2 separate regions of the Homo sapiens genome follow, and region 2 is linked to region 1. The links are chromatin loops, found by intact Hi-C in ENCODE. Cell type or tissue: IMR-90. All regions are shown on one strand.

Region 1 (2,500 bases):
AAACCATAATTCTATTTATATGACTGGATCAGATTAAATTCCTTTTAGATTGCCCTCTATGTGTTTTGCTTTCTCATGGCCGCTGGCAGATAATTATTACCTCTGTAAACATTTCCTTCAAGTCTCAATTTCAAGTCTCAGGAAAGTTATCGCTGACCCCTTCAGGCTAATTTAGGTATCCTACTGTTCACTCGCACAGCACCCAGGACTTTCTGAATGTTTATGTAAGTCCTTAGTGTCTATATGCTCCATGAACGAGGGGTTGCTGTCATCTAATTTACTGTCATATCTGTAGTGACAGCACAGTGCTTGACGCATGGTCAATACCCAATTATTAACATTCAAAAGGGTTTATTCAAAATAAGAAATGAAAACCGAGGCAGATTTCCATCCCTTTTGGGTGAAGTGGCATGGCACTGTGGGTCACACAGCACACCTGGCCATTGCTTGAGTCCAGGGATGCTGTGCTTAGGTGTGGGCTGCAAGATCACTGCACAAAGAATATTCTAATACAGGATTTCTATAAGAAATACATTAAAGTGTGAATAAAGACAAATAATCACCTAATAATTAACAAAATATAATTCATAAAAGTTAATACTTAGTGTTTCTCCTAGAAAATTTCTATAAAATTATCACCTACTTCCATTATTGAAACCATTTTTAGTTTCATAAAGGTGAATGTTTGAAAAAAAATGTTGTTGATTGAGTGGAAATTATATAATTAAAACCGTATGCTTGATCCAAATGCTACTTTAGGAATCTCAGTCACATGTCTGTGACAATATCATGTAGTTATTAAGAATGTGTGAGATAGCTGTTGTAAAACCATATGAGGATCAATTTTAAACCCATCATTTATGGTATGAATTTAAGTTATTTACTTAATTTCTGAAAGCTATTTTATAATTTATAAAATGAAGATAATAATGCCTAACTCAGTAGGTGGTTATGATCATTAAAGGGTACAATTACAAAAATGTCAAGGGTATTGTAATTACTCAGTGAGCAACATTAGCTATTGTTGCTAGGTACAACTACTACAGCGAGTTTATCAGCTTTTGCCTTTGTGGTGCACTGCCACCACCTGCTGGCAAAATTACTCAATAGCAGATTGAACTAGAGGTGATTATATCTTTAATGCAGAAAATGGAAAAAAGATTTAGCTTGATAATAAATACTATCAAATATATTAAGAATAAAAAGTAGAAAAATCATCAATTAGTATCTGATAAAATTATTGATTTATGAAAAATGATTTTTCTGAATATACATGGCAATGCAGGTATTAGGTAAAGTTCCCTGTGTTCTGCAGATACAGATCTTTATTCAAGTTTTCTATCTGAAACACTACCTCAATAACTTGTCTCTAAAGTTCTAAAGTCATGTTAACTTGGGAATGAATAACATCACATTATATGAGAATTTCTACAGCAATTTGAGATAATGGTATATAGCTGTAAAATTAAAAATGCCAGAATATTTTTATTCCTGCTTTGTTATGTGAATTCTGGGGTCCCATATTTAAGGAGCTGATAGGTCACATTTTTATTGGTTTCAAAACAAACATGTCTAGAGTTCAGAAACTCACGATACGTAATTTGATGATACTTACTGTGGGCCTGCTGTAAGTCAGACACACCACTTAGGGTCTTCACACCAAATTTTCTGGTTTCTCATAAAAACTCAAAATGTCAGCTTGGCATTCTAAAATCCTTAAGTAAAGACAAAAAGATATAAACAGCATTTACAATTATTCATAAATGTGCCACTCAGAAAAAAAAATTCAATGATTTTTAAAACTGACAATTATAACTTCAGTGATAGAGAAAATGTGTTTTAACAAGTCATTTTGGTTCATACATTTTTCGATTTTTAGAAAGTATTTTTAGCAATCCTCAATTATATTTGTTATGAATTTCTATTAAAAAGTACTTGTGTATCTAATTTAAGAAAAATGGAAAATTTTACCATGAAGTGCTCATATTTATAGGTACCAGAAACTCTCTATATGCCTGAGAGACCTTCTAAAGCAAATTATCGTATTTTAGATATGTTCATCAACATGAAATGTTAGATAAAGGATTTGAAAAAAAAAAGAAATGACATTTAAACTTGTCAATGTTCACCAATATTTCTTAACTCACTTTGATACAATTATTTGTATATATACTATAGATATTTATTGGATTTAGTGACACTGTTATTGGTTTAAAATTATTTTAAAAATCATGTTGGTAAACACAAACATTATATTTTGTCAATTGAATATAACTCCAGAAAAATTTGAAGACACACAAATGCATATGTGCATAAAACTCAACTTTAGTTAAAGATTTGATCAACATTCTTACTTGCTAATTAGCTATTTTATGACAATTGTGTTTGGTGCTGAAACTATCCCCGTATCATAATAATTCTCTGTCATATGTTATTCTAAGTTAACAAATTCTGGACCTGAAAAACATACTCTTCTATCAGTTCTGTCAGCTCAATTTAT
Region 2 (2,500 bases), 340 kb before region 1:
GAGCCATTATTCAGTGCACCACACACCCATATAAGAGAACATGGTGATATGCTTCAGAATTTAATATTCTTATAGAATGGTTTATGATTAATGACTGTCATTAGCAGTCTGGATTGTAGTTAGTGAAAATGGTTAATTCTTCTCATGGTGTTATAAACCTTATTCAACCTGACTGTAATCCATCTGTGTTGCTAAAAAAATTTCAACTCAGCTAACTCATTTTGAATGTAAAATATTATTATGATTTTGCACATCAATGTACTCAGCATTTATTCAGTTGGATGACTACATTGTATGTTAGGCATTTGGTAAGGAATGTAGATACAACGATGAATAAAAAGTGATGTCTGTCAAAGATGAACAAGAAGAAACTGTGGGGCAGATAATGTAAACTGTTACAATGTAAAGAAAATCAAAATAGTGTGAAGGAACAGAAAAAGAAAGCATCTTGATAAGAAATACTGGTAAAGACTTCACAGATAAATTAGCAATTCATTTTTATTTTTTTTAAATGGTAAGGATTTTCACCAGTGGTGATACAGAGGGGAGAGATAAAAGGCATTCTAAGAAATTAGAACAATTTGTGAAAAGATGTAGGGCAGAAAACATGTGGTTGAAACAATATTTGCAGGTAGACGAAAGTAAAGCCTGGATGATGTAAATGACCAGACCTTATGGCTTAAAAAACAGGTTAGGATCTGATTTTGAAAAATTTTAATGCCATGCCAAAGAATTGGAGCTCAGCTCAACCATAAAGTGAAGCCACTAAAGAATTCTAAAATGGGATGTGGGTTCTTAGAGATGTGATTTGAGTCTACTATACTGCAGACACTGTTCTAGGTGCTGGGATACAGCATAGAGCCTATACTCTAAGGGCCAGTTAGCAGTCCATTCGTGTGTTCTAGTCTTTTAACTTGATCACTACTTGGTTTTGATCACTTAATACTCCCAATATAAAATATTACATATATAGTGAATATATATGGGTCTATGTGTACACACATACATATTTATAATACTGAATAAGATGAGGGCGCTTTTCATTCTTATGTGTATCTGAAGTGGAGGAATGTAAATTTCTCAGTGGAATTTACCTTTTCCTTTATCCAGAAGGGGGCAGCACATCCCTTGTGTAAGAAGATAACGCTAGCTTTCTCCAGAATGTCTGCATAAGCCAGTTTTTTAAAAATGAGAACCTGAATTTTACCGTGTTTCTTGTCAGCTTAGAAAAAAATTCTTAGTAAAAGTTGCCCACTTAGAAGTACATGAATTCCTTCAGATCAGGGACCGTCTAATCTTACAGTAATTCACGTTCATTTCCCTCTCTGGGTGCCTGATGGAAAATTAAATTCCCCTCCATTCCAGACTCCATGACAACTTTCTTGTGGCTCAATCCTCCACATGGACTTCCTGAGACACTTCGCATATTGATATATATTTTTTCTTTTTTGCTCCAATTCACCTTCACTTATATTAAACCAGCATACAAAGCCATTTGGATATAAACGAATCATAAGACTCAGAAGGCTTTTCTCCTATCTTGCCTTGATTGATACAAAATCATGGACCAAGGCATGACTTTTTCTATCAGTTCTCATCATGCTCTCATTCTTCACGAACTTATAAAATAAAATTGAAGAGATTCTAGATGGCAGTACTAAATGTCTACATTTGCCTTCATGTAAATCAACAACTAAACCACTTATAAACATATGTGTCTTTAAGCTTTGCTTTCAGAATTCCTCCTGGCTTCCCTTTGCACACTGTACGTCAGTTATTCAGGCCATTCAAACTCCTGTCCAATGTGTCCTTGAAATGTTGTGTGACTGATAACATGCCTCTACCTTTTCCTGTCTCACATGGAGCTCATTAGTAGTAGTCCCCAGTGTCTATTGTTGACATCTTCATGTCCACGAGTACCGTTCATTTAACTCCCACTTATAAGTGAGAACATGCGGGATTTGGTCTTCTGTTCTTGTGTTAATTCACTTAGAATAATGGCCTCCAGCTGCATCCATGTTTCTGCAAAGGACATGATTTCATTTTTTATGGCTGCATAGTATTCCATGTTGTATAGGACATGATATCATTCTTTTTTATGGCTGCATAGAATTCCATGATGTATATGAACCACACTTCCTTTATCCAATCCACTGTTGATGGGCACCTAGGCTGATTCTGTCTTTGCTATTGTGAATAGTGCTGCAACGAATATGTAAGTGCATGTATCTTTTTGGTAGAACAATTTATTTTCTTTTGGATGTATATCCAGTAATGGGATTGCTGGGTCAAGTGATATTTCTAAGTTCTTTGAGAAATCTCCAAACTGCTTTCCACAGTGGCCGAACTAATTTACACTCCTATCAACAGTGTATAAGCATTCCCCTTTTGCCACAGACTCACCAGCCTCTGTTGCTTTTAGATTTTTTAATAATTGGCATTCTGACTCATGTGAAATGATATCTCACTGGAATTTTGATTTCATTTCTCTGATGATTAG

Evidence for each region. A loop is a pair of places that touch in the nucleus more often than their neighbours do. Peaks named below come from ENCODE experiments on the same cell type or tissue, not always from the same donor. Only the 100,000 strongest peaks of a DNase experiment are listed, where the experiment ranks them.
Region 2: a loop joins it to region 1, with 8 times the contacts of the local background. A loop is called at or near these places in 48 of 110 quality-filtered maps.

The regions. Positions count from the first base shown.
Region 1 is chr2:187,498,721-187,501,220 of GRCh38, reverse strand. All of the region lies in intron 2 of TFPI (tissue factor pathway inhibitor), which reads left to right. It overlaps CALCRL-AS1 (CALCRL and TFPI antisense RNA 1), which reads right to left. Exons shown (of 6, transcript NR_187179.1): 3 at 1,616-1,715. Among named protein-coding and RNA genes, the nearest start is that of CALCRL, 52 kb to the right of the region's middle. In IMR-90, CTCF peaks have their summits at 158 (motif pointing left) and 1,083 (motif pointing left); DNase peaks (open chromatin) are centred at 60 and 1,060; H3K27ac peaks cover 210 bases.
Region 2 is chr2:187,842,044-187,844,543 of GRCh38, reverse strand. No RefSeq gene overlaps it. Among named protein-coding and RNA genes, the nearest start is that of TFPI, 290 kb to the right of the region's middle. In IMR-90, a CTCF peak has its summit at 1,118 (motif pointing right); a DNase peak (open chromatin) is centred at 1,133.